2 separate regions of the Homo sapiens genome follow, and region 2 is linked to region 1. A link is a loop called in an ENCODE intact Hi-C map of the cell type or tissue named here. Cell type or tissue: PC-9. All regions are shown on one strand. Each heading gives the region's core, and the rest is flanking DNA. Links, peaks and the distances in the headings are about the cores only. Region 1 has its middle 160 kb from the start of LINC02554. Region 2 has its middle 93 kb from the start of CPMER.

Region 1 (15,013 bases), core at 4,383-12,382:
ACACGTGAGAGTAATTATTCTTCATTATGGCCTCCTCCAAAGCCGTGGGCCCCTCCCTGTCTAGTGCAGGGTGTTCCTGCCTTGGGGAGGGGAGAAGCAGGGGACAGATGCAGCTACAGAGGCCTCTCTTTTGATAGAGAGCTCCATAACCTGGCATGCTAGAATGAGGCCTGGTGACAGCTGCCCTGTCCCAACCCATGAGGGTCTCCAGCCCTCACAAGGCCCGGCTGCCCTCCTGCAGGTGACTAGCTCTGGCCTCTGGCCCCTGGGGCCTTAATTTCTCATGGAGGGTTGGGGTGGTGGCCAGCGGGATTTCACTGCATAGGATGGCTGCCAGCACACATGAGCAAGAGTGTGCAAGAATGCAGTAGGGGACTACCCTCTGAACCAGAAACTCAGGTGGATCCCTGATGTTATCATCCACTCCTGTGTTATCTCCAGCAAGCCTCCATTCTACCCTGGGCCTCAGTTTCCTCATCTCTCCAATGGAGACAAGCAGGCCAACCTCAGTGGGCTGTTGTGAGAATCAAATCCACAAGCAGATGCCTGTGTGCCTGTGCTCAAGACAATACGTCATGATGATTAATTTCAATCGAACCATTTTATAGACAGAATAGCTGAGGCCCAGAGAGGGCAGGTCATTGGTCTATGGCCACACAGCATGCAGGACCCAGCCCACGCCATCCCGTTCTTCATCCCTATTCAGAGAAAGCAAAGAACTTGTTCCATTGACGTCAAGATCTTCAGCACTGGGACCCCATTTCGGACCCTCCAGAACATACACCAAGCCCACTGGGCATTGGATTAACTCTTCCTTTTTGCAAATGATCCCCGACAGAAAATCCTTCCAAAGACAAGGAAAAATATTTCCCCAAAACCTATTTACTTTTCAAATTTCAGTTGCCATAACAACTCGGCACAACTATTTATATGAAATCTTCGCCTTCCAAGTCTTGCTGAGCGCCGTGCTCTGTAAAGAGTTCAACTCGGCCCTTTCAATAACAACACATTTTTTCAATCAATTTGGGTTGGGGATTTTTTTTCTATAAACACACATCAAATATGTTTGCAAAAGTTTTTAAAGCTAACGGGGAAACGCCACATTTTATAGACTCACTCTCCTCTAATCACCCCCGGTAGTTACTTCGTGAAGCATGACAGTGACAAAAACGACTGGTCAGCTTGGTATTTAAAAAAAAAAATCTTTTAAAATTATTTCTGTTCTCGTCATCTGGGGAGTTGATAGAATCCTTGGTGGAGAGACTTGAACACCAGCTTGGGATCTGTCCCTGTCTCTAAAAGACTATGTGTCCCTAGAAAAGTCAGCAGAGGTCTCTGGCCCAGAGAAGGACATATTTTGAGCCAAATAAGCCCCTACCCAAAATTGAGAATGGAGAAGGGGTGCAGAGGCCCTGTGCCTGAGGCATCCTGCAGATGCTCTGGGGCCACAGCAGTCACGTGTTTGGATTTTCAGAGACAATTCCTGTTTCAAATTTTCTGTTCCAGGCTCCTTGTAAGCCTTTGTACAAGCTGTTCCCCTTGCCTGGAATTTCCCCTTTGTCAGCCTGTCGAGCTGACATGAAGGGACCCGTACTTGGTTTCATGCTCGGCCGTTGCTGTCTTGAAATTCTTAATTATTTGTGAACAAGACGCCCCGAGCGTTCGTTTTGCAACTGGCCCCACAGATTCTGCAGTGATACTGGCCAGTCTCTAGTGTGCTGTGTGCTTCAAGTCATTTAATCCAAGACAACCCTTTGAGGTAGGCATTGTTGTGACCTTCATTTTACAGATGAGGAAACTAAGTCCGAAGAGGTGAAAGACCCTCACTGTGCCCATGGTGGCAATACAAGCTGTTGTGCACTTCACTCTGCTCCAGGCACTTCTGTGTTACTTCATCTAAGCCTCATGAGATGGGAAATATTGTGATCCTTGTTTTCCAAAGGCACAGAGAGGTTGGGTAGTTTGCTTAAGGTCACACAGCAAGCAAACGAAGGAGCCATGCTTTCCAGAGAGGCCCATTGGATCTCACCCCAGGGGCCAGCAGTAACTTTCTCAACAGGTCTTGGCCTCCAGGCTAACTCCTTCCAGCCCATTCATGACATGGTGACCAGAACCATCCATCTCCCTTTACCTGACCTCCTGTCATGCCATTTTCTGGCCGCAAATCCTCCTATGGCTCCCAGTGCTCTACAGAAGTATCTAACCTTCTTAGCCTGACCATTGAGACCCTCAGTGACATCACCTCGGCACGCCTCTGCAGCCTCGGTGCCTGCCTGAACTCCTGGCACTTGGTGCTCTTGCTCTCCAGACTACCTGCAGTTAGATCTCTGCACAAAAAGGCTGCTTCTTGAATTGCCAGGTTAGGAACCACTGGTTCCCTAAACAGTGTTTGGCTCATGGGTATTATAGGAAAGAATTGGATAGGTTGCTGGACTTAGGTAAACTGTTCTTTTGGAGCCCCTTCACCCCCATAGCCAGGATGCTAATCCTTCCACTTCCCTCCAAGATGCCTCCTTCTCTATCCCTTGCCAGCCCTCTATCAAGAACCACCACGATTGTTCACACAGATTCCTGTACTACCTTCTCCCCAGCTTCTCCACCTCCACTCATGCCCCTGCAGTTCAACTCTCCAAACTGCAGCTGGAGAAATATTTTTAAAACACAAATCATTTCTAACCATTTCAGTATCTGCTGAATGCCCATCATTCTCAAAATGAATCTCAAAAGCCAACAAGGCCACCACATCCAAGCCCTGCTGACCTTGTTGGCCATGTCCCCATACCCCCAGACACCCCACATGAGGCTGGACCACCTCAGAACTCTGGCTCCCCATGAACCCTTCTTCCTGGCTTGCTGCTCTCCCCCTTCTGCCTCAGCTAAATAGCTCTTCTTCCAGGAAGCTTTCCCTGAGCACAGTTCCTTCCCTCAGCAAAGTCAGGCTTCTCCTGGGCTCCCATAGTCCCCTGTCCTTCCCCGTAAAAACACATATCACACTATTGCAAGCACTGGTCTGCATGGCTGCAACCTGTCCTCCACACGGAGGGTGACTTCCTGAGAGCAGAGGCCATAGTCTGTTCCTCAAGTTACTTTCCATGCTTGGAACATAGGGAGTGCTCAATAAATAGACAGATGGATGCATGCTGGATAGTGGATGGATAGATAACAGGTGAATGGGTGAGTGGATGGATGAGTGGGTGGATAGATGAATGAGTGGATGAATAAATGAATGAATGGGTAGATGGATGGGTGGAAGGATAAATAATGGATGAATGAGTAGATGGATGAGTGGATGAATGCATGGGTGGGTGGGTGGATAGATGAATAAAGGGGATGATGGATGAATGATGGATAGGTGGATGGGTGGATTAATGGATGGATGAGATGGTGGGTGGATGGGTGGATGGATAGATGGATGGATGGGTGGATGGATGGATGGATGATGGATGGATGGATAGATGGATAGATTGATGGGTAGGTAGACAGGTAGATGGGTAGGTGGATGAATGAATGGGTGGATGGATAGATAAACTGAGGAGAAGATGGATGAATGAAGGATAGGTGAATGAGTAGATGAATGGATGCATGGGATTGTGGATGGGTGGATGGATGGGTGGATGAGATGGTGGATGGATGGATGGATGGATGGATGGATAAATTGAGGAGAAGATGGATGAATGACGGATAGGTGGATGAGTAGATGAATGGATGCATGGGATGGTGGATGGGTTGATGGATGGGTGGGTAGATAGATAGGTGGATAAATGTATAGATGTGTGGATGGATGGGTAGATCGTTAGATGAATAAATAGATGGATGGATAGATAAATGGATGGATGGGTGGATGAATGAATAGATAGAAGGATGGCTGTGTAGATGGGTGGACGAAGATATGATGGATGAATGGGTGAATGAATGAATGGATGGATGAGTTGATGGATGGGTGGTTGGGTGGATGGAGGGAGAGATTGATGGGTGGAAGGGTAGATGGGTGGGTAGGTAAGCAGGTAAATGGGTGGGTGGATGAATGGATAAACTGAGTGGATAATGGATGAATGAATGGGCGGGTAGATGGATGGATGAATGGACGGATGAGATGGCGGATCGATGGGTGTGTAGGTGGCTGTATGGCTATATGGATGGGTAGACAGATGGGTGATGAATGATGAACATATAGATAGATAAGAGAGAACCCCAGGAACCACCTTGAGTAGTTAATATTTGGATGTTAAGGTGCTCAAAATTCCTAGCATGTAGTAGGCCAGCAATAAGTGTTTATTGAATTAATGGTTAAATGAATGTCACAGAGCAGCTGGTCATCAACCTTTCATGACCACCTGTTTTCTTCCCTGTTTCCATTCTCTCCACCTCTGCCTCCTAATCTCTCAGGCTCCCATTGCTTCCCACAGTTACCATGTGACTCACAGTGGCCAAATTCCCCGGATTCAGGTCTGCACATTAATTATTGAGTGATATAATCCAAATTTATCTAATGAATTAATAATAGACCATAGGGGTATTTTAACAATGAAATACTTGGAGTTGTGTTTTGATAATTACAGCAGGCTTTCATAATTACACCAAGGCTGTTAAAATAAAATCGAAATCAATGAGGTAGTGTGCAGTGACACCCCAGGAGCGCCCCCTCAAAGCTATGACAAACAGACCGACCAGGAACAGAAAGATCCTTTTAGCTCTGAATCGGGTGACGTCTGGGGGGTTGGGTGGTCAAGATCTTTGCAGGATTGTGGATTTGGGGAGAGATTCTGGGAAGGACAAGAAAAATAACATCCCAGAAATGCATCAGATGTGTGAATCAAAAAGCACCTCAAAGACCAAGAGAAGAAGCCTCTGCTTTTACAGATGAAAAGACCAAGACTGAGAGAGGAGCCATGACTCACCAAGTCAACTTCAAAACAATGGCAGAGCCTAGACCTTGTCTCCGGACTCCTAGTCCAGTGCTCTCTTGGCCCTGGACCATTCATGTGCCCTTCCTCTACCATGACAAAGCTCTCAGTGGTCTGCCTGAGCCCTGGCTATGCCTCCTGTCTCATCCTCTACAGCTCCCCATATGCACAACCAAACCACAATCGTTCATGAACTTAGACTACTCCATGCCTCTCTGCCTTTGCCTATATTGTGCCCTCTGCCTAGGATGCCTTCTCCTCCCTCCCTCCACCTCTGGACATCTGCCTGGAAAACTCCCCCAAGCAGGGATGACATCCTCCTCCTCCGGCCCTCCAGGGCCCCCACTACATAATAAGTGTTCATCTATATCCCCTAAAAGATGGAAAGCTTCAGCCAGATGCAGTGGCTCACACATGTAATGAGCCACTTTGGGAGGCTCAGGTGGGAGGATCGCTTGAGCCCAGGAGTTCAAGACCAGCTGGGCAACACAGTGAGACCCCATCTCTACAAAAAATGAAGAAATTAGCTGGCCATGGTGGTGCATGCCTGTAATACCAGCTACTTGGGAGGGTGAGGCAGGAGGATCATTTGAACCTGGGAGTTTGAAGCTGAAGTGAGCTATGATCGTGCCACCTCACTCTAGTCTGGGTGATAGAGGCGACAGAGTGAGACCATGTCTTTTTTAAAAAACAAACAAACAAAAAAAAGACGGGCAGCTTCTTGAAGGCAGAGATAAGTCCTATTCATTCAGTTTCCCTGGGATGTTAACATGGGGCCTGACAAACAGTTAAATGTATAATACAGACTTGTTTAAGGCCAGATGGTTGGAAGGAGAGGGAGAGAAGAAATGCAGGAAGGGAAAGGAACAAGAAAGTTTGGCTCGGGATTTATTTCCAGAATGTGCTTAACCAAGGCCACCGAAATAATATTTTGATGTAGAAGTGCTAGCTTGGGGACATCTTACTGGATATTTGAGCAACAATGAAATTAGAAACATTAAAGAGAGAGAAACCTTCTCAGGAGGATAAAGAGTGATAATGATGGCAGATTGGTAGATTCTAAACCACCACCCCCACCGCACCCACACACAGGCCTCGTCAAGAAGCCTGGGCTGTTGACCCCAAGGTCCTTCCCTAAGAAGTGTCCTCAGGAAGACACTTGAAAGTGTCAATTATAAATAAAAATAATTAATTTAAAAAAGAAGGCACTTAAACTTGCCACAGACATTGCCCAAAATGGGTCCCCCGTGTGGAAGTGACAAGAGGCAGCTGGGGCTGCAGTTGGTGTGATGATGAGGTTTCTGCAGCCTCCATGGTGACGTCACCACTGGTAACTACAGAAACAACGTCGAACTTCAGGTGTCAGCCTGGCTTAGCCATCTTTGCTGTCTAATGTCAACAGTCAGGTTAGGGGGAGCTGTCTAAATCATAGGAGGAGGTTGGTGAATGTAAAACATCATCACTTCCTCTTCCTCTCCCCTTCCTCCCTCATTTCAACTCCAAACAGGATCTATTGATTTCATCTTCAGGCATTATTCTAAGAGGCAGTGTAGTACTGCAGATAAAAAGTATGGACTTAGAAGCCAGACTTTCAGGGTTCAGCACTGTGGTTCACAAGCTGTGTGACCCTTGGGTGAGTCTCTTAGCTTCTCTGTGCCTCAGGGTTGCTGGGGGGATTAATGGGTTGATTTGCCTAAATGCTGGATTAAGGGATATCTGCTATTCTTACCTCCTCTGCTAAGAGCACCTTGACTTGCACTGCCCTCCCTGGCTCTTAATGTGGATTGGGTGGCACGGGACCCACCCACCAGCTCAGGGACTTAGTTAGGCACAGCCCCTACAACTGGCCAATCAGCTGAGTCCATTCCTCCGGCTACAATGATTGGTCAGAATCAAGCCCTTGACTGAAACCAACCAGTCACAGCTAATGAGATTAATCATCAATGAATATTAGCTAGTGTTACTGCTCCATTATTGTGGCAAATGTTAACTCCATCCCCCACCCACAGCCGGGTCTTGGTAGGGAGAGGGTGAAATGATGGACTAGGAGAGATTTGGGTTCCTTGGACAGATCTTGCCTTTTCCAGCAAGGTTGGGTTACATGCCCTCTCTCTCTCAGCTCCTGGAATTCCCCCTTGGCTTGCTACTGTTCTGAGATGAAGTAAACTGGGTGATTCTAAGAATGGGCCTTGAGTCTGGCAAACCCATCTGTTTCTTCCTAGCTATGGGCCCCTGGCCCTCACCTCCCGCTTCTCAGTTTCTTCACCTGGAAAATGAAGATGACTAAGGAACCTGGGCCTTGGAAGGTTCTGGGAATTCAGTGGAGTCAGGTATGCCCGGGGCTGGCACAAAGGTGGGGCTCCAGAAGAGATGCTAGCTGTGAATAACATGCCCGTCACTGCCTTCTGTTGTAACTGGCTGTGAAACGTCTGTCTTCTGCCAGACTAGGCTTCTAAGGTAGGGATGGGTTTGCTCATCATTGTGTCCGTAGCATACTGTGCAAGGCTAGACATGGAGTGGGAAGGAATGAATGAACGAACAGCAGGAGGGAGGGCAGAGGAAGGGAGAGACAAAGAGAAAAACCACAAGTCTCTCTCTTTTTTTTTTTTTTCTTGAGACGGAGTCTCACTCTGTCTCGCCCAGGCTGGAGTGCAATGGTGCGGATCTTGGCGCTCTGCATCCTCTGTCTCCCAGGTTCAAGTGATTCTCCTGTCTCACCCTCCTGAGTAGCTGGGACTACAGACGTGTGCCACCACACCCGGCTAATTTTTTATTTTTAGTAGAGACAGGGTTTCACCATGTTGGCCAGGCTGGTCTGAAACTCGTGACCTCAGGTGATCCACCCACCTTGGCCTCCCAAAGTGCTGGGATTACAAGCATGAGCCACTGTGCCCAGCTGAAAAACCACAAGTCTCCTGATGATGCTGGAAAGCCCAGCTACTCCAGCATCAAAGAGTGTTCAAAATGGGAGACTCAAGACCAGCTTGAAGCCCTTCACTCTGCAGAGATGGAGCCCAGAGAGGCCACGTGACTTCCCCAGGGACACACAGCAGGGTGTGATGGGACAGGCTCCAGAAAAGAGTGCTTCCTTCAGCTCCCTTGCAGCCTGTCTCTAACTCCCAGGCATTGGGGCCTGCTTTACCTGCCCAGCCCTCTCCCCCCTCCTCTTCACCTGGGGCCAGTCCCAACACGGGGTGCCTCTTCCTGTCTGCAGACAACACCAACCCCCAAGCCAGGTGCTCCCTCAGGTATCTCTTCCCTAAGTGGGCTGGGCTCCTCCGATGGAAAATATCCTCAGGGCTTCAGGCTGGAAGGAGTGAGATGACTCAGGGCCAGGTGGGAGAAGCTCAGGGAGAAGGAGGCTGGGGGCGCAGATGGAGGGAGTTCTTTGTAAATGAGTCAGAAAAAGAAGCCTCTCTCCGGATAATACCAAGAATCTATTGGCCCGAACTCAAGTATGCAGGACATGAATGTTAGTTTCCTGTAACTGAACTTGCAGCACCGTAGCCTCACTAGCTAAGTTCTGATCCCACCTGCCGTTCACCTGGCCTCTTAGAGCGACTGTGACACGCAGCCTCCTTCTGTGCCTTCCTCTGCCTGCCCCTCCTGGGAAGTCTGTCTCTGGTTCAGAGGTGGGAGAGGGGTCTCTCATCCCCGGTTCTTCCCCGCCTGTTGTTTATATCCAAGCTTCTGCTTTTTGAAGTTGATTATTCCCTCCTCGAGGTGATAAATGCAAACTACTTCCCGCCCTGATGGGGGGAAGGACAGGGGTTATATAGGAAGGAACAACTTTGCTTCATGTTTCAAGGATTCTTCAAGGAGAATTCCCTTCCTGATTGGGGTGTGGGTTGCCCCAAAGCACATCCTGCAAAAAGAACTGCAGTGTGTGGGGAGGTGAGAGGGTGAGGGAGTGAAGCCCGGAAGGGAAGCTTCATTAGCAAGCAAGGTTCCAATGTGGGCAGCTGGGGCACCTGAGTCCAGGGCCTCATATGACTATGTCCCAGTTCCTGGGGTTGAATTGAATGCCAGGAACCCCTTTCTCCTTGACCTGTTCCTCAAAGGGCTTCATCTGCCTCTCTGTGCCCTCTCTCGCCTGCGAGCAGGAATGAGTTTTAAACTCACAAGCGGCCCGGCACAGCAGCTCACACCTGTAATCCTGGCACTTTAGGAGGTGGAGGTGGGCCAATCACGAGGTCAGGAGATCAAAACCATCCTGGCTAACACAGTGAAACCCTGTCTCTCCTCTGGGAGCCAACATGGGACATGGCTGGGAGTTGTCTCACCCAAGGATCAAAGGAGCTGGGGTGTTTATCCTGCAGCCCCCGTAGGCTCTGCCATGGGCTGAGGGGTACTGCCCGGGGCATTAACTCCCTGGCACTTCATTGTGTTGGAAGCCATGGAGTGGGCCCACATGGGGATGGTGAGAGCCCAGGAGGAATGGGTGGGCACCAACAGCCTCTGCTACATTCACATGTGTAATATGGGGGTACAAATATTCTCATTTGCATATGGGGGTAGTTCATATGCTCATGTATGCTAGCAGCATGACCTGCACACACCAGTGCTACCCCCATCTTACAAATGAGGCAGTTGAGGCCTCGCTTACGTAAGTGCCTCACTGATAAAGGCAGAGAGGGTCAGAGATCCAGGTCTTTGGCATCTATATCTAAGAGAACCTGCTCTGTGTGATCTCAGGCCCAGAGTCCAAACCCTCGCCTGCCTCCTCTCGGCTTTATTTTTCTGGGCTGTAGATTTCACTTCCTTTTAGCCTCATTGTTTTCCTCCGCAAAGTGGGGACAGGATCGTCCCCCCTCGCAAGGCTGATGCGAAGATACAAGATAATGCGTGCACACGTGTTGTGGACCGGGCCTAGCACACTTTATGTGCTCCATAATCATTCCCCTCCCACCCTCTTCTCGGCCTCATTCTGCCACCAAGTCCCTCTGGGACTTTGGGCCAGTCCTCTGTTCAATTCAGTGAACATTTTCAGAGCCTCTGAATGTTCCATGGTTGTGGCTGCATGTGAGTCAGGCTGGCCACATCCAAGTCAGCAGTGAATCACCTGAGACGGGAGGTGGGGCGAGGCCCCATGGCGTTGTCCCGTGGGAAGGTCAGAGACAGCAGACAGAAGCAGGGACGACAGACACAGTCCGGAGGGCTGTAAGCTAGGGGTGGTGGGATCAGGTTTCTGAAACTTCCTCCACTGCCGTGTGGATGCAAGGCAGAAGCTGGCCCAGGAGGGTCACTTAGAAGGCCACCTCTTAAAACAGAGATGAGCAAAGACAACGGCTGACCTGGGGCAGGGGAATTAGGGGTGGGGGAAGGGGAGAGGAGATGCTGCCTGGGCTGGGGGCTGTCTTTCATGAGGCAGCCAGAGGAGCCAAGGATGGCCTCTGAATGGGAGGCTGGGGCTGAGTCCAGCCATCCCAGGACCTCCGGTGTGTGACTCCTGGACATACCAGTCTTTGCCATCCTAGCCCAGGCTGTCCCCACATCCAAAGCTCCCCCTGTGGTCCCACCCCTGCTGCCCTTCAGAGCTGCGACCATGGCCCTCAGGCCTGTCCACCGCCCTCGGCAACATCATGGCTAACCTGGGCTCCACACATTTCTTCCATCAGCAGACAGTGCCCCTCCGGGGGAAGCTCTGAGACCCAGCACCTATCGGGAAAAACTCAAAGGTCCAGGCGCTGAATCTAAGCCAGGTAAAAATATAGATAAAGAGTGCTGGGAAGGAGCTTTTTTGAAAACACACCCACCCAGCCCCTGGGGTTGAATTCAATGCCAGGAGCCACTTTCTCCTTGACCTGATCCTCAAAGGGCTTCATCTGCCTCTCTGTGCCCTCTCTTGCCTGTGGGCAGGGATGAGTTTTAAACTCACAAGCAGCCGGGCACGGTCTCTCATGCCTGTAATCCCAGCACTTTGGGAGGCCGAGGCGGGTGGATCACGAGGTCAGGAGATCAAGACCATCCTCGCTAACACAGTGAAACCCCATCTCTACTAAAAATACAAAAAAAAAAAAAAATCAGCCGGGCGTGGTGGCACATGCCTGTAATCCCAGCTACTCGAAAGGCTGAGGCAGGAGAATCACTTGAACCCAGGAGGTGGAGGTTGCAGTGAGCCGAGATCGCACCACTGCAGTCCAGCCTGGGCAACAGAGTGAGACTCCATCTCATTCAGATCAACAGGGGATGGTTGGAGTGTCCCAAGTCGGAATGTGGCTCCAGCAAAGAAGAAGACAACACTTGAGAGGTGGCTTCAAAATACACAACACAATGGCAGCATTCAAAGCAACAGTCACTGTTTTTTTGGTGTTGGGCCATTTTGGTTTGGTTTGGTTCAGTTCGGTTCGGTTTGGTTCAGATTGGTTTGGTTTGGTTTGGTTTGGATTGGTTTGGTTTGGTTTGGTTTGGTTTGGTTTGGTTTGGTTTGGTTTGGATTGGTTTGGTTTGGTGTGGTTTGGTTTGGTTTGGATTGGTTTGGTTTGGATGGGTTTGGTTTGGTTTGGTTTGGTTTGGATTGGTTTGGTTTGGATTGGTTTGGTTTGGTTTGGTTTGGATTGGTTTGGTTTGGTTTGGGTTGGTTTGGTTTGGTTTGGTTTGGTTTGCATTGGTTTGGTTTGGTTTGGATTGGTTTGGTTTGGTTTGGTTTGGTTTGGTTTGGTTTGGTTTGGTTTGGTTTGGATTGGTTTGGTTTGGTTTGGTTTGGTTTGGATTGGTTTGGTTTGGATTGGTTTGGATGGGAAATTTTTTTTTTTTTTTTTTTTTGCAGCTGTATCAGGGGGTCCAGAAAGGAAGGCAATGGGGATTCCTCTACTTGGGGAACTCTGCCTAGAGGGTGGGTAGATTTTCCAGGGATAGGATGGTCCCAGCCCCTGACAGATGCCAAGTTGAAGACAAGGGCACTGCTCGGAGGCCAGGTGTCTCCCTGACTGGGGAGGTCCTCCTGACTTGAGTCCAGGGCCTCATATGACTATGTCTAAGCACCTGTGACACACCTGGAGCAACACCCAGGAAGGCAGAGGGGAGGGCGAGAACCTGGTATTGACTGCCAAGTGCATGGCACAATGGACCAGGAGGAGGACGGTGGGGAGGAGGAGAGGGAGGAAGAAGGAAGAAGAAAACAGCAGGGAGGCAAACTGAGGCCCAAGGCCGTAAGGTGACAGCCAGGAATTTAGGTTCCCTAATTCTCAGCCTTTTATCCTCATTGCTTCTTTAGACTTTGGGTGGAACGTACGGGAAAAGATAATTGATGCTGCTGAAATAAAGTCAATAAAATTCTCTCTCTCTCCCTCTCCCTCCCCCCATCATTTAATGAGCACTTACTACATGTCAGGCACACTGACCCCCTCCACCTCTTTCAAGCCTCACCATTATTGTGTGAAGCAGTGGTCACAAGCCCCCGTTTCCAGGTGAGGAGCTGAGGCTGAGTGTGTTTCAGGCGCTTAACCAGAGGCCCACACCAAGCAGGTGGCCGAGCCATCCTTGCGGAGTCCCCCCGACTCCCTCCTTGCAGGAACTACTGAACTCCCCTGGCAGCAGCGGTACTGGGAGTCTGTCTGCCCCCCAGGAGACAGGCACAGGGGCTGGGCCCACAGAGAAATGGGGCCTGACTCCCCAGCCCCCTGTCACCATCCTGACGTTTCTCTATCTCCTCCCTCTCTTCCTAACCTCCTTTTTCCTTTCTCGTTCCGCTTATACTCTTCTGGTCTTGGCTCTGCCAGGAGCCTCTTCTTAAGTTTTTATTTTTAAATAACAGCTTTTTAAAAGCTTTTTTAAAAAAAAAGAAAAGAAAAAGAAAAACAGCTTTACTGAGATATAATTCACTTACTATTTAATTTGCCCGTTTACAGCACACAATTCAATCATTTTTAGTCTATTCACAATATGAGCGAAACCGTCACCACAGTCAGGCTTAGAACACTTCCACCACCCCACAAAGAAACTCAGTTCCTCTCAGCTATCACCCCATCCTCCCACCACACCCCCAGCCCCTGAAAACCACAAATCTACCTTCTGTCTCTATGGATTGCACTGATCTGAATGTTTCATAGAAATGGAATCATATAGTACATGATGTTTTGTGTCTGGCTTCCTTCACTTAGAATAATGTCTTCAAGGTTCATCCATGTTGTGGCATGTGTCAATGTGACATTCCTTCTTGAGGCTGAATAATACCCCATTGTATGGGTGGACCATACTTTGACTATTGATGAACATTTGGGTTACGTCCACACTTTGGCTCTTATGAATAACGCTGCTGTGAACATTCCTGTACAAGTCTCTGTGTGGCCATGTGTTCTCACTTCTCTTGAGTAGATACCTAGGAGTGGAATTGCCTGGTCACAGGGTAACCGCATGTTTATTCCTTTGAGGATCTGCCCCACTGTTTTCCAAAGTGGCTGGACCTTTTTTATTCCCACTCTCCCCTACTTTTCAAAAGTACCGTATATTGAGCCAGGCACTCATGGGCATCATCTCTTTGAATCCTCACCACAGTCTACCCACGGGATATCTAGGCATGACCATCACCTCATCTTCCAGATAAACTGAGGCTGAGAGACACAAGGCTGCTTGCCTGGGTCACTTGGCCGGTTGGTGTTCCAGGATCCCGATCAGCTGCCCTGCTTCCAACCACGCCACTGGGGCCATCCCTCCATCCCCAGTGGGGCCGCTGTTTGGGAGGCTGGGATGAACCACTGGGCCTGTGGCGACTCCTGCTCCAAGGAGACCCTCCCCCATGCCTGACAGGTGATCCTGGGAGGAATATTTACCCTAGGGCTCCGTCTGCCGAGTGGGAAAGCCCTCGGGTGCTGTAACTGGAGAGGCCCAGTCCTGAGGCTCTGCTGAGGCTGGAGGAAAAGCACAAAGGGTTCTTTGTCCTGCCCATTGTTTGCACTTGCAGCCAGCCTTGCTGTGCCCCTCAGACCAGCACGGGGCACGCTGGGTCTGCAGAGCAGCTGGGCTGTCTCAGGTTCTCCGGGGGGCCCCCTGGGATAAACCAGAGGATTCATTGGGGCGGAGGCAGAGGGGATATGGAAAATATTGGGAGCTTAGTAGGCACTCAGCGTATGGGAAATCATCCCCTAGACTTTTTAAAGGAGTCTTTTGTCCTTGGTTGTAAAGTCACCAGGCATATGCATAAAAAGGATGAAACAGCCCCAAGGGTATGGTTGTACTCCTCTGCCCACCCTGAGCCCAGCAGCCATGTCCATGCCTCTTGTGTGTCTTTCCAGAAAGTTTTTATGCTTATATATGAAAATGAACACGTGTGTGAGTGTGCTTCTTTTTTACATATAAATGGCGACTTTCTTTTTTCCTTAAGATTTAAATAGATTTTACTGCGACAGGGGAGACCCCACCAAGCAGGGCCAATATATGTGGTCCCAGGAGGTCAAGAAATGGTGACTTTCCGTATCCACTCCCGTCTTTCACTGCACGAAGCCCTCGGAAGATTATTCTATAGCAGTACGATGACAGCATCCTCCTTCTAGGAACTACATCGTCTTCCGTCTCTGGATGTGCCATCTTTTACTCAGCTAGTCTACATCTCAGGTGTTCCCCATCTTCTGCACACAAGTATTTGCACATGCGTGTGAGTGTGTGCTGCGAGCACATTCTTACCAGTGGTATCACTGGGTCTTGGGAGGTGTGTTTTTGTTTTTGCATGTGACAAACACAAGCAAATTGTCTTCCATGGGGGTGGCCTCGATTATCCGTCCCCAGCATGGCCCGGGAGTGCCTGTATGCCCATGATCTCACTAATAGGATAGCATCAGCTCTTTCATTTTTCTTTACTTTCTTTTTGAGACAGAGTCTTGCTCTGTCACCCAGACTGGATGCAGTGGCATGATCTCAGCTCACCTGCAGCCTCCGCCTCCTGGGTTCCAGCGATTCTTCAGCCTTACCCTTCCAAGTAGCTGGGACTAGAGGCAAGCACCACCACGCCGGGCTAATTTTTGTATTTTCAGTAGAGATGGGCTTTTGCAATGTTGGCCAGCCTTGTCTGGAGCTCCTGACCTCAGGTGTTCTGTCTGCCTCAGCCTCCCAAAGTACTGGGATTACAGGCATGAGCCATCACACCTGGCCTTTTACTTTTCACTGAAGGGAAA
Region 2 (15,013 bases), core at 2,855-10,854, 150 kb after region 1:
ACGATCTCACCTACAAGAAAACCAGAGGACTGTCATGGAGGGGTGGGGGGAAGGCGGTGTGCATGTGTTGAGGGCTGTGTGTGGCCACACGTGGGCTGGGGTGGGGGTGGAGTTCTCACTGCTGAGACCAGGAGAGAGGAAAAAAGAGAGAAGAGACGGAGAACCCGGAGATGGAGATAAGGAAGCTGGAGAAAGCCGGAGGGGCTGAGAGAGACCCTTGGAGACCGGGGGGGGGCGGGGGGAGCCCGTCCCCGCCCCCCTGCCCCAGGCCTGCTCCACGGTCCTGGAGACCCCCTGACTTCCGGGGGCTGCGCTCTCATCGCACGGCGGCCGGCGGCGTGGTCAGCACCCGTCAGGCTGATTTACTGGCGCTCGCCGCCCGCCGCGCGGCGGCAATCAGCCGCCGCCGCCAGATCTATTATTGATGAACTTTCCGAGGCCCGCTAATTAACTGCGCGCACCCACGGCGGGCGCCGTGGCGGTGGCGGCTGAAATACGGCCTGCATGTCCCAATGTCACGGGCGCCGCGCCCGCGGGATGGTCCCGAGAAGAGGGACGGGATCTCAGCCGCCGGCTCAGTCCCAGCACCGCCTCCCCCACCACCCGACCCCGGGGTGGGAGCCCAGCGGGCTCTAGGAGGGCCCCCTAGCCACCCCATGCGTGGCCTTGAGCAAGTGGCTTAATCTCTCTGGGCCTCAGGCACAGATCGTCCCTGCTCCCTGCAAAGCCCTGCGCACTCCCTGCAAACCTTGGCAGGCAGCGGGTGGCAGAAACCTCCAGTGTCTGGCCCATCCACGGAGCTGGATTCCAGTCTCGATTCTGCCACTTCCTGGCTGTGTAGGAATTTGACCTCTAGGAGCTCCAGTTTCCTCATCTAGAAAACTGGAATAACGAAATCTGGCGTGGAGACTCGAGGTGAGAATTCAGTCTGCTCCCTGGTTGGGACACCACAGGGATGAGGGACCCCCTGAACGGTAACCTTCTGGGCCCCCTGCCTGGTATCATCCAGAGATGTGTGGGGAGCTCACTACCTCTGTCCTCCTTCTGGGTTGAACCCTAGCCTCACAGGCACTGGAGGACGCATCTAGTCTATCAAGCTATTTACTGAGTGCCTCAAAACCCAGATAGAGGCTCCAGAAGAAAAGCAAGCATGAGAGAGTCAGGGAGGCCAGGGTGGGGGTCAGACCTCGATTTAGGTTGTGGTCCAGGAAGGCTTTCTGGAGGCAGCTGAAGCACCAGGCAAGGAGTGGTGGGCAAGTGTTCCAGGCAGAGGGAGCAGCTAGAAGTAGCAAGGAGGTGGGCAGATGCTCCAGACGGTGCTTGCAAATGTGCAAGAAAAGGAGACCTTTCTTCCCCTTCAGTGGGACATAACATCTTCAGCCTCTCACAACCATCTGGGGTCTCCTTAGCGTGCGGTGGGCAGGTGGCCCAGAAACATGTGTTCCCTGAGTTCCTGGGTGCTGAGGAATTAATTACCCTCCCCGCTCAGCCGGTCCTGCTGAGGTCAGGGGTGCAGGCCTGTGTGGGTCAGGGTGAGATTATCCGGGACAGGTCTAAGGAGCAAGGGGACAACGACAAAAACAGCTTCTGCGGCATCGCGGGGTCTAGAAATGCTGTGTGACCCTGGACAAGTCACTTTGTCTCTCTGGGCTTCCCCTGTGTCCCCGAAGCCCTCTGTGAGCCAGGGAGAATTCTCCATATGGAAAGAGTATTATTATTCCTGTCAGTACCGTTGTTCGAAAGAAGGCTTAAAAGACTCACCTCAAGTCTCCACACCAGATTTTGTTACTTCAGTTTTCTAGATGAGGAAATTGAGGCTCCCAGAAGTCAAATTCCTGCACAGCCGGAACTGGAACCCAGCTCCATGGATGCGCCAGTCACTGGAGGTTAAGATCATAACTCTGGAGCCACATAAACCTGGCTTTGCCACCTCCCGGCTGAGTGACCTTGAGCAAATGTCTTCTTCCTGAGTCTCAGTTCTCCCATCTTTAAAATGGGTGGCAGCAATACTTGATTCAAGGGTTGCTGGAAGGAGTTCAGAAGTTAGGGTATGCATGGCAGCTGGTACACAAACAGGTAGACAGTAGGTGCTCCATCATACAGCATTTTCCTTTCACTCCGTCCTTCTGAAAAGCAGGCACATCTGGCCTCCTGCCAATAACAGCTGCCCCAGGGCTCCCACCTCCCCCTCCTCCTTCCAGAAAACACCTGTGCAGACCCCCCCTTTCCGGCCTCATGGAATGAAAATAATGCAGAGGCCCACGCTTCCCCCTCACAGACAAAAACCAAAAAATAAAAATTCCAAACTGTCCCAGGAGGTGTCTGGAAGCTCAGGAATGACTGCAGCCAAGATGCCTTCCCAAGGCATGAGGGATTCACCCTCTGGGCTCCCAGTTCATCCTCACAGCTGCCTGAGAGAGAGGCACTCGTGCCCAGATTGGCATTCCCATTTGCCAGATGAGAAAACTGAGGTCCCCAAAATAGAAGCCAGTGCCCCCTCACTGGACCCCCAGGACCCAGAGTTGCCTCCTGGAATGTGGGGCAAGAATGCCAGGGGATGTCAAAGGGCAACCAGGAGAGACTGGAAAGGTGCTTAGCTCATTCCCTGGGACTGGAAAGTCCTGGGCAGGAAAACAGATGCTACAGAGTGGGCTGGGGGCTGATCACAGACAGGGAGACAAATACATTGAACATCAGAGTAAGACAGCCTGGTCATTCTTTCAGCTCTCGTGATTACAGCAAGGAGAAAGCCTCAGCTGGGTGCTGCTGGGTCTTAGACATCTAACAGCGAGGCCACCAAGCCCAGCCCAGGAGGCTCAGAGCGGGCCACTCTAGCACACTACACTTGCATCTCTTTTCCTGTTTTTTTTTTTTTTTTTTAGAAACAGGGTCTTACTCTGTCTCCCAGGCTAGAGTACAGTGGCATGATCGTAGCTCACTGCAGCCTCCAACTCCTGAGCTCAAGCAATCCTCCCGCCCTGACCTCCTGAGTAGCTGGGAATACAGGTGCATGCCATCACACCCGGCTAACTTTATTTTTTGTAGAGACGGGGTCTCATTATGTTGCCCAGCCTGGTCTCTAACTCCTGGCCTTAAGCTCTCTTCCCACCTTGGCCTCCCAAAGTGCTACAGGCATGAGCCAAGGTGCCTGGCTGACACTTGCATTTTTAATTCAATAGTTAACACTTCATTTATGGGCAGTTTCCAATTCAAAATAGTGATAGAAAGTTGCCTGTTGAAAGAAAAAGCAAGTCCCTCTAAATGCACATTAAGTGAAAAACAGTATCAGAGGAGGTGCATGCATAAGGAAAGCATTGGGAAGGAAGGAAAGCAGTTTGAGAAATGTGTTTTCATCTCAATAGATTGGTGGTTTGCAGGTCTTACCTGCCCCCTGGAGGGTGCCCCATACACACCCATTCACCAGCCATCTGCTAACATTTAGTAGGTGCCTGCCTTGTGCCCAGTGCTGGGCTGGCCGCTTATAATACTCTGTGCAATCAAACAGAAGTAGCCCTGTCCTCTGGAACTTAAGGACTAGCAGAGAAATGGACATATGAGATCTTCACAGGTTATGATACAAGTCCTGAGGTCCCAAAGTTGTGTTAGAGAAGATTGAAGGAGAGGGGTAAGATGAGGGCTGGGGAGATTAGACAGTGTAGACAGGGAAGGCTTCCTGGAGGAGGTGTCATATGTAAACTGAACCCAAGGGTAGAGGAAGTGCCAGCTGTGTTGAGGGTAGATGGGACAGCAAATGCAAAGGCAGGCCCTGAGGCAGGAAAGGGCCACCCCTTGGAAGAACTGAAGGGGGAAATGGGAGTGCGGCTGTGGGAGATGAAGCAGGACCTTGAATATACTGGAGAAGAGTTTGGGTTTTGTTCTGAGAGCTATAGGGAGTCATTGGGTTGTTTTAATTTTGCTTTGTTTTTTAATCAGGAGAGCGAGTTGCTTTTTTTTTTTTTTTTTTTTTTTTTTTTTTTAGTTTTAAGAAGAACCCTCTAGCCATTGCTTGAACCCAGGACTAAAGGGATCATAGTGGAGAAAGGGAAGGAAAAAGGGGAAATAGGGAGGACAGTGACTTTATCTGGAGTAGTGAAAGCTGGGTGCAGAGAAGTGGTCAGATCTGAGGAGGATCTGAGGTTATATTGGAGGAAGGGCTGGGGGACTTGTCGATGCACTTAACAGATAATTTTGAAGCACCTACTGTATGCCACACCCCAGACTGGGCACCAGAGAAACAGGGGCAAATGCCACAGAGAAGGAGCCCTGTCCTCATGGGGCTGACTGCCCAGGGGGTGCACACATTATACCATTAGGTCCCAATGAATGAGTGGCACATGCGTGCACACGCACACAAACATGCACGCTTGCACAAGCCCACTCTCACCCCTCCCAGGGCCACACGCACACACACACGTACACGTGTAAGTGCCCCAGGCAGCCATGTGCACATACCCAGCCCTACTCACCCTTGCACACATACACACTCACCAGCTTCGCTTATAAATATAACCTCAGTGGCCGGGCACCGTGACTCACACCTGTAATCCCAATGCTTTGGGAGGCCAAGGCAGGCAGATCTCTTGTGCCCAGGAGTTTGAGACCAGCCTGGGCAACATAGCAAGACTCTGTCTCTACAAAAATTTGCCAGGTGTGGTGGTGCATACCTGTAGTCCCAGCTACTTGAGGGCCTGAGGTGGGAGGATAACTTGAGCCCACCAGGTCGAGGCTACAGAGAGCTGCGATTGCACCACTGCACTCTAGCCAGGGCGACACGGCAAGACCCTGTCTCAAAAATAATAATAATAATAATAATAATAAAACCTCGGTGATTGTGCTTAATTGTGGCTGACATTGTCAGGGAAGAATTGAGATTCCCTCACTCAGCCTTTACCGGTGATTCATTGAGAATGTACTGCACCCTTTCCTCAGCCCCACCGAAGGCTGCGAGCACTAAGAATACTTTCCTTTATTGCAGCAAATGACATGTGAATTCATTTTTCTACCTATTATGCACAGAGACAGGAGAGGCTGAGTGGTTATTACCTGCCTGCCATTATGTAACGTGACAGAAATACGCCACAGCTGGCTGCTGTCGGACACCTTTGGGGCCTCCCAGAACCTGCTGGTCTGCAGGACACAAGGCAAGAGCCTTGTTCCGTAAGCTAGGTGCCAGCGCGGCCACTGTATCACCTTGTGACTTTGGGCAAGTTACCTTGTTGCCCAGGGCTTCAGTTTCATCATCTGCTAAGTGGGGGTGAGAGGCATGAGCTGAATGACCCAACCCTCCTGTAGATGGTTCTGGGGTCAGATTAGGCTCCTCCTAGACCTCCTCTCTCCAGGGCATGAGGGTTGCCTCTGTCAAGTTTAAGAGCGTGAGTCCTCCCCTGTGAGTCCTCCAATTCATCCATTTATTGAGCAAGGGTGGTTGAGGGTCTGCATCTGCCAGCCCGGTTTCAGGGACAGGGCAGAGGGTGGTGAGCAGACAGAAAACGTTCCTGCTTAATGCAGCTTACATTACAGTGACAACATTTCAGCCACAAATATCTGTGGGTGGAAGAGTGAGCAAATGAATGAATGAATGAATGAGTCTGGGCTGGAAATGGAGATTGGAGAAGTGTTAGTAGATGCCAGATACCAAACCCTGGGAGTGGGTGAAATGTCCCAGGAGAGGGAAACAATAAACAGCCTGAACTGAGCCATGGGACCTCCAGCCTACAAGACAAAAAGAAGAGGAGCTCACAGCGTTACCTGAAAAAGAGTAACAGGGAAATGGGACAAAGAGGAGGTCCCTGATAGGGGATGGAGGAATGCAGTGGGGAGCCTCAGAGACAGCAGAGAAGAAGGGACCCAGGTTAGGAGTGGGGCCAGAGCCTCATCTTGCCTGTGTCCCCACCAGATGCAGGATCTGATCTTCATCGGTCCCCATGAATGTTGATGGGATGCATCCATCAGTGGGTCCCACACCCCAGCCTCTGTGTCTTAACCTCAGAGCCACCACCTGCCCAGACAAAGCAGTGAGCAGACAGTGCCAGTGCCTTAGGACCATCGTCCTCTTGTTACTGTGCAGCTGACACTTCTTGGGCACCTACTATGTACACGACCATGAGGGCACTTTGCCTGCAATCCTATCATGTGCCTTTCCCAATATAATAGTCAGTGGGAGGAACGTGACAAACCTATTCCACAGAATACCCTCAGATAAAATGAGAACTTTTCCAAGATCAACTAGTTTTCAAGAAGCGGGAAGATTTGGATCCAGCAGGGCTTCAGAACCCAGAACCACCACCACCACCCACCACCACATTACGCTAGAGGATCCATGGGCACTGTGTAAAGTGAAAATGCCTGTGCACACAAGGGGACCCTCACCACTAAGCCTCCTGAGCAGCTTCCCTGGGCCAGGTTTCTGCTTCCAATCCTAGATCTCCACAGGCCATGCCCGGGGCTGCACCTTGTTCCTGCCGACTCACCCACCCCAACGATGGGAAATCCAATTGCCGGTCAACTCCCTGAGCCGGATCCCTGGTTCCTGGCGACATTCCGTGGAGCCTGCAGGTCCCCTTCACAGCTGCTACTGATTACAGCTACTTAACTGGCACATTAACCACAGAGTCAGAAATTAGGAGCTGCTCTCAGCTCTCCGCTTAACATCACCGCATCACTTGACCTGCTGTTTCTTCAGCCTCCCCTTGGCCTCCTCTACCTCCAGCCATGCGGGCTGCTGGAATGCCCCACTCAATCACACCTGGTGTCACAGGCCCTTGCTCCAGGCTCGATGTTCCCAAACAACAGCCCTCTGTCACTCGTCAATACCAGCAAGTTTGCCATACATTGGCAATTGTCGTCTGGGTTTAAGGTATCATCCAGTGCTCCCAATCTAAGTCTCTGGGGAAACTGCACACTCCTTGCCATGACTCACAGGGGTGTGTTTCACTGGGTGCCCAAGGATGCCCTGGGCTTTCCTCTCGCCACTGCCCTCAGGCACGGCCACCCAGCCTTGCTGAACTTCCTTCTACACTGGATCAAGTGGTGATCTGCTTCCCTTCCCTTCCTTTGCCTGTGCCATTCCCTCTGCCTGGAGCACCATTCTTTCCCTCCTGCTTTTCCACCTGGCCCACCCTACCCTCCCTCACCCTCCCTGTTACCACCAGTGGGTTTAGCACTCATGTCTCTAACTGCTGATCCTGCCCTCCTCTCTCTCCCCTATTTCTTGTCAACTTCTTGGGAGGCAGGGAGTGTGTCCTGTTCAACCACACTTTACGATAATAATAATACGTGAAATCACTGGAGCTGTGATGGACGGAGCACCTACCATGGGCCTGGCACAGTGCCGAGCACAGGTGATTACTCGTGTTTTAGAGAAGGGGGGATACCCAGGTTCAGAGAGGGAAATCACTTACCACTCCCCGAAGGGGGCTCCCAATCCTTCATTGGCACCAGTAGAACAAAGCTGCTCCTGGTTCCAGCCCCGGTGGGCAGGAAGGCACCCAGGTCACTCGGACCCTGGCAGGGAGTGAGTAGGGGTCATCTCAAGGCCCCCAGCCCCTTCCCCAGGCCCTGCCTGAGCCACAGACACAGGGTAGGGCCCAGTGGCCATTCCACCTTCCCCTGAGAGCCCGGTGTTTACACCGTTACACCCTGGAGAAGGAATTTACTGTCTTAATCCTGAAATAGCAGGGAAGGCATTCTGGCCAGACAAGTCATCAGCAGAGCCCTGGAGAGCTGCTTCCCACTTTTATAGAAATAAAATAAATACCCCAAGAGGGCTGCTCCTTCCAGCTAGGAAAGAAAAGCACCCTGTGGCTTCGGGGGAGCAGAACTGGTGTGCATGCCGACGTCTGGCCTGCTCCGGTCCTGCCAGGTGAGGACAGTGTGGAAGGCACCCACCTGGGACAGACAGGGATCTCCCCTTGATGTGGGGAGCAGCCCTGACCTCCCCAGCGGGGACGTTTGCTGCCCAGGGATGAGGCTGTGTGCCCTGGGCTAAGCGGAGACTCCTTTCTGGGCCTCCTGTTTTCCTTGCTGTTGGATGAGAAATTTGGGTTTTTTCATCTTGGCCCCTCTGAACTCTGCAAGTCTGTAGTAAGTGAAGAAACTGAGGCCCAGAGAGGAAAGAAACGGGTCCACATGGCAAGCCCGGGGCAGAGCGAGCCCTCGGACCAGGCTGAATCCCAGAAGGGGAGTCAGAGTTCCCACCAGTAGTTTTCAAACTGTCTGCCGTGGAACACTGGGAGTTCCATGAAGCCTCCTCAAGCATCTCCGTGGAGTATGACTGGGAGGAAGCCGAGCAGGAGGGTTCCCACCCCACATCCCACCCCAGCCAGGTCAACCTTTCTCATCTGTCTTATCACCGGAATTCTCCAAGATTTTTCTTGACCAACATTGCCACAGATAACAAGATAAAATAAGAATACCAATAGAATCCCCATGACTGAACCAGCAGGATGGAAGGAGAGAGAATAACAGGATAGGAAATGAATGGTACTTCTAGGAAACAGAGTGGGGTTGCATCTTCCCTGAGGGTGAGATTTTTTTTTTTTTTTTTTTTTTTTGAGACGGAGTCTGGCTCTGTTGCCCAGGCTGGAGTGCAGGGGCGCAATCTCGGCTCACTGCAAGCTCCGCCTCCCGGGTTCACGCCATTCTCCTGCCTCAGCCTCCCGAGTAGCTGGGACTACAGGCGCCCGCCACTACGCCCGGCTAATTTTTTGTATTTTTAGTAGAGACAGGGTTTCACCATGTTAGACAGGATGGTCTCGATCTCCTGACCTCGTGATCCGCCCGCCTCGGCCTCCCAAAGTGCTGGGATTACAGGCGTGAGCCACCGCGCCCGGCCGAGGGTGAGATTTTTAATGCGTTAAGGGTGGATTTCCTGGTTCCTAAAGAGAAATCAGGAGCCATTCTTCTCCATCATACGGTGGGTGTCACCAAAGCGATGACACAGGCTCACCAGCTCTGTATAACAAGCAAGTTTCAGTGTTGCCTCCTGCCCCCAACCCCAGTGGGGAGGAAGCGTGCCCAGGCCACTGGGATGGAGGTTCAAAGGCTCCCACTCGAACTCTGGTGGGGAAGGGTGGGCGTCATCCCAAGCACATCTGTTGAGCGAGGGAGCAGTTCCAGGATTTCAGGGGCTAGTAACCTGCTGTCCCACCATGGGCTCCCAACCCCCTGGGTAGCCAGCAGCCCCACGTCTCCAGAGCTAACCAGGTAGGTCCGTGGTTCTTACTGAGTGTAGCTGGGCATTCTTAGGCCCAGCCACATGCACAGAGATGGCCATCCGACTCCCTCAAATCTATCACTCGAACCCTGAGTTACACTGTTAACATTCTAACACGGCACTTGGGCCTAAATTCAACCCAATGCGCTATCATAAATTAGGTGGCCCTCTATGGTCAAGGACCCACAAGTTAATTGAGGGTCGGCCCGGAGACTTGTCACAAGGCCATCATGTGGGCGTGGAGAGGCCAGGGAAGTTTTCTGGGGCCCCTGTCCTTTAGGGGGGAGGCTGGTTTCTAAAGTCAGTGTGTGTCACCGAAGTGGGGCTTGCAAATTTCCTAGGAAGGCCCCGCGATGAGACCCGCATGCAGTCGAGTCAAACATGGGTGCAATGAGCCATCACTGTTTTCTACCTTCGTGTATTCAAATCCCAAGACGGGAGACAAATGACAGAAAAAGAATATAATTAAAAGACAACGACAAGCATTTTTTCCATTTCTTTGCAATTTCTAGAGTGTCTGGCGTGGCTGACTTTACCCACAAATGAAGAAAGCCTTCTTCACATGAGGTCAGATCAGGGGGTACATATCTCTCTCCCTCAGCCCTCCAAGCCCAAACCTCCTACCTCCCTTCCCCTTTATGCCCTGATGTCTGGAATTCCTTTAACCAACACTGGATAACGTTTCTGTTTGTTTGTTGGTTTGTTTGTTTGTTTGTTTACAAGTCGTTTTCAGCCATTGTCAGGCTTAACCCCACCCCCAGCCCAGCCCCTGGGCATCCTCTTCTGTGGATCTCCAGACCCTCCAGGACATCAGGGGTCGTAGCCTCAACCCCAGTTTTTGGAGGATCAGAGGTGGGTAGCAGACCAGGCCAAGCCGATCCACCTGGATCCTCAAAGTCCCATCCAGAATGGATGACTAGGGGAGGGCAGGCCCCTTGGTGCGCAGAGTCCAGGATTTCCACAGTGAAACATGAGAAAATTTCCTGCTTTGTCATGGATTAAAATTCCAGATTTGACATCTTGGTCATGGAGCTTTGAACTGGCTGTCAGGGCCAGTTCAGCCCTGACCAGAGCCAGACAGCACAGACCTGGTGTGGCCCCTGGAACTTTGAACCACATGTTCTCAGGAACTGTGATCTGAGAGTTTTGAGAATTTTGAATCTATGCACTAGAGATGTTTTCATCAAAAGGGCTCTGAGGGCTGCATCGTCACAATCTCACAGGCAATTTCACAATTTCGAAAAGAAATCACTTGCATTGTTTTCTGATTTCAGCTTATTGAATTCATTTACTGAATAAATTGTGGGAAAGACCAATAACTGAAACATCATGAAGGAAAATTGCGTAAAATCAGCAAGCCTGGAAATCACCGAGCTTATCATTTTATTACCTTTAAACTTTTTCTCTATACCTACATTATGCATATTTACACAAAATAGGATAACACGGATAATTTGACTATAGCAAAATGATCTTTCCCTGCTGTTAAGCATTCATTTATTCACTCATCCACCAACAATTTTTTATTGAGCACCTACTCTATGCCAGGCACTGTTCTAGATTCTGAGGATATAGCAGTAAAAAAGCAAGTGGATGAACAAAACCCTTGCTCCTGATGAGCTGCCACTGACATTCTTTCACTACATTCTGCTAATGGGCTGAGCATATCATATTCCACTGTGGGGATGTAGCATTCCTCATTTAACCAACCTCCTATGGTTGGGCAGCTGGGTTACTTCTAGATGTTTGCTGTGATAAATATACTTTTACCACTGAATTGTTATGTGATGTGTGATCGTTTATTCCTTAAAGATGGAACCCTAGAAGCTGAATGGCTGTGCAGAGAGAGAAATAGAGGCTTATAAAGGATGCTTTGGATGTCTACTTATAAATTGCCCTCCAGAAATAATTGGGCCAAAATGGACTTTCACTAGCAGGGAAGGTGGGTATGCAGTGGGACTGGGTTTATTTAGACTAGAGAGGAGAAAGTTAAGAAGTTTCTGAGTCTTAAGAAATGAAAGTATGATACAGTTCCCAAGACATTGGAGGCGTGGTTAAAGGCCATTTTGCATGGAGCAGGAGACGAGGGACCAGGAGGCCTCACTGCTGCAAAATCAGGAATCATCTTCCTTTTTGGAGCCTCCTTTGGAGAAACAAAGTCACTCCTCTGGTGTTTCCAAAACCCAACAATGAGCTCTTGAAAATGGATCGGCTCATAAAACAATCACCCATGTCACATGTATAGGCACACAAAATCCCAGAAAGAAATTATACAAAAAAGACTTTTTTTTTTTTTGAGACAGAGTCTTGCTTTAGCGCCCAGGCTGGAGTGCAGTGGTGAGATCTCTGCTCACTGCAACCTCTGCCTCCCAGGTTCAAGTGATTCTCCTGCCTCAGCCTCCTGAGTAGCTGGGACTACAGGCGCATGCCACCACACCTGGTTATTTTTTTGTGTTTTTAGTAGAGATGGGGGTTTCACCACATTAGCCAGGATGGTCTCGATCTCCTGACCTCGTGATCCACCCGCCTCTGCCTCCCAAAGTGCTGGGATTACAGGCGTGAGCCACTGCTCCCAGCCCAAAAAAGATTTTTTATTCCAATTTTGTAAGTATCTTTGGCAATTCCCTTTCCAATGTTCTTTTTTTTTTTTTTTTTTTTTTTTGATACAGGGTCTTGCTTTGTTGCCCAGGCTGGAGTACAACAGCATCACGATCATAGCTCACTTTAGCCTCCAACTCCTAAGCTCGAGTGATCCTTCAGCCTCAGCCTCCCAGTAGCTAGGACTACAGGTGTGCACCAACTCACCCAACTAATTTTTTTATTGTTACTTTTGTAGGGATGGAGTCTTGCTATATTGCCCAGGCTGGTCCTGAACTCCTGTCCTCAAGTGAACCTCCTGCCTCAGCCTCCCAAAGGGCTTGGATTACAGGCGTGAGTCACTGTGCCCAGAGTCCCTCTCCAGTCTTCTGACTCATATCACACAGTGATACAAGACTGAGAAGCCCACCCTTGGCTGCACAGGGACATTCAGGCTGTGGGCACGTGTCCTTCCTCCACGACATGGCCTTGGTCCTCAAGTCAGTTTGTTTTGAAAGAACATTTAGTATCAGCAGCATATGATGTGGGAAATCAGTGTCGATTGTGACAAAACATAAGTAACCCTGAAAGAAACGAGCTCACTGAAGATGTGTTAGGAGTTTCTAGCCAGCCATCTTTGCCTGCCGCATCTCCAGCCTGCAGCTCGGCCCCTCTTGGTTAAAAAGGAAAATGAGCAAGTGTGAGAGCCGAGATAGCACCCAACTGAGAATTTCGCCTTCACCTAGACAATGACTCAAAGGACTGAATGTGAATGTAACACAGGAATATATTTCTCACTGGGGTTTGATGTTATTTACTGCCATGTCCAATGTGCCAATGAACAGTCACCCTGGTCTCACCAATAGTATATGTCTCTTGCCCTGAAATCAATGTAAGGATATCAGTGCTCAAAGGGGAGTTTCCTACCTATCAGGCCCCATTCCAAGCACTTCACATCTATTAGTTCATTTAATTCCTTTGACAGTCCTCAAAGTAGGTCCAATCACCAACTCCATTTTGCAGATGAGGTAACAGAGACTCAGAGAGGTTAGGTGACTTGCCTGAGGTCACACAGCTAGTGCAAAACAGGGACGAGGTTTGAACCGGACAGCGTGGCATCAGAGGCCTTGTTTGCTATCACCTGACTCTACCTTCTTCCTGGTAGGGGTGAATCAACGTGGGGCCTGCCCAGAAGTCCTGGGTATCATTTTTTTCCCAACACCTTTTAGCTGAGTGGCCCTGGGAAAGTCTCTTCACCACTCCTAGCTTGTTTGCTCATCTGTGAACCAGGATATGGGGGTGAGGGGAAGGCCTCTGAGATCTGTATCCCAGAGAGGGGGGAGGGCTCTGGAATCCAGCAGGGTAGGGAGGGAGAGGCTGAGCCCCAGAGGAGAGTCTAGTCCAGGCAGGATTGTAGCAGGCTGTGTGGTTTTCTGGTTCTAAATTCACTCCCCAAGAGGACACATGGCGTGTTAGGAGCACAGCTGCTCCTCGTGAGAACGAGAGCCCACCTCCTGAGCCTCATGACAGGGTCCACAGCCACTTGGGTGCCCACAGACTCACCACCTGGTACACCCTGAATCAGAGGCACATCTCAGAGCTGTGCCCTTCAGTCTAATTTAGGAGGTACTCTTTCTTTCTGCTTTTAACAAACTCGTTCCCTGAGGTTTAAAAGACCCCCTTAGAGCCCCCCTAACCAACAACAAAGGGGAGAGGCAGGTCCTACAAGAACAGACAGGGCTGCAACAGGAAGTTCAGGGTCCAATCCAGGGCCTGCCATCCACAACCGCACACTGTGTGTTGTTCAGTCAGTCCCGTCCAACACTGGTTTCGTCATCGTTAAATGGGAGCGCATTGGAGTGCTCATGATTGCTTGTTGGCGCCTCCCATGTATGGGCTTGGGATTGCATTTGATTTCTTCCTCAAAAGGGCCCTGAGAGGTGGAGGCGCCCTGAGCCCCACTGAGGAAACTGAGGCAGAAATGTGACTCCTTTATCCACGACCTCACAGCTGAGAAATGGCAGAGTTAGGAGGTCCATCAAGACCCTGGTCCCATGATCTTTTGTCTCTGAAGAGCAGCTTTTGGAGATGCTCTGTGCCCTGGTTTGTGGAATCAGGGTTCAGCTCATCCCCTGGAAAGGGAGGTCTGCTCCTTGGCTCCCTCCAGAGATCTGAAGCTAAGCAAGGAAGGAGGCTGCAGCTGGGCCTTCAGGATACCGGTGAGGTTTTACACCAGCCACAGGCAAGGGGAACAACTGACTGCTTTGCCGAGGAGAAACCTCACATCCACCCCGTGCAGAAGAAAGGACCATCCCCATTTTACAGATGAAAAACTGAGGCCCGGAGCTTAAGTAACTCACCCAAGTCCACTGTATTAGTTTCTTATTGCTGCTGTAACAAATCACAAATGTAGCGGCGTCAGACACCACAAAGTACCTTATAGTTCAGGAGATCAGATTTCCAAAATGAGTCCTGCAGGGCTGCTATGGTTTGGTTTTGCATCCCCACCAAATCTCACAGTGAATTGTAATCCCCAGTGCTGAAGGTGGGCCCTGGTGGAGGGTGGTTGGCTCATGCAGGCAGTTTCTAATGGTTTACATCCCCTGGTGCTTTTCTGGTGGTAGTGAGTTCTCACGAGATCTGGTTGTTTAAAAGTGTATGGCACCTCCCCAATCTCTCTCGTCCTCCTGCTCCAGCCTTGCAAGACATGCCTGCTTCCCCTTCGCCTTCTGCCATGATTGTAAGTTTCCTGAGACCTCCCAAGAAGCAGAAGCCGCCATGCTTCCTGTACAGCCTGTGGAACCGCGAGCCACTTAAACCTCTTTTCTTTACAAATTACCCAGTCTCAGGCATTTCGGGTTTTTTGTTTGTTTGTTTTGGTTTATTTGTTTTTTGGGATGGAGTCTCACTCCGTCACCTAGGCTGGAGTACAGTGGTGCGATCTTGGCTCACTGCAACCTGCGCCTCCCGGGTTCAAGCGATTCTCCTGCCTCGGCCTCCTGAGTAACTGGGAGTACAGGTATGCATCACCACACCCAGCTAATTTTTGTATTTTTAGTAGAGATGGGGTTCCACCATGTTGGCCAGGCTGGTCTCGAACTCCTGACCTCAGGTGATCTGCCTGCCTCAGCCTCGCAAAGTGCTGGGATTACAGGCGTGAGCTACCGCACCTGGCCTTCAGGCATTTCTTTATAGCAGTGCAAGAACAGACTAACACAGGGA

Evidence for each region. A loop is a pair of places that touch in the nucleus more often than their neighbours do. Peaks named below come from ENCODE experiments on the same cell type or tissue, not always from the same donor. Only the 100,000 strongest peaks of a DNase experiment are listed, where the experiment ranks them.
Region 2: it touches region 1 in a loop (6-fold over the local background); 2 of 110 quality-filtered maps call a loop at or near these places.

What each region holds. Positions count from the first base shown.
Region 1 is chr22:27,466,941-27,481,953 of GRCh38, forward strand. No RefSeq gene overlaps it. Among named protein-coding and RNA genes, the nearest start is that of LINC02554, 160 kb to the left of the region's middle. RefSeq lists enhancers at 7,473-8,194, 7,610-8,809, 8,195-8,917. In PC-9, for the core only: no CTCF peak of the experiment used is centred there; DNase peaks (open chromatin) are centred at 6,771, 7,271, 8,231, 9,971 and 2 weaker places; H3K4me3 peaks cover 3,458 bases; H3K27ac peaks cover 5,395 bases.
Region 2 is chr22:27,614,011-27,629,023 of GRCh38, forward strand. No RefSeq gene overlaps it. Among named protein-coding and RNA genes, the nearest start is that of CPMER, 93 kb to the right of the region's middle. In PC-9, for the core only: CTCF peaks have their summits at 3,411 (motif pointing left) and 3,612; a DNase peak (open chromatin) is centred at 6,931; H3K27ac peaks cover 1,597 bases.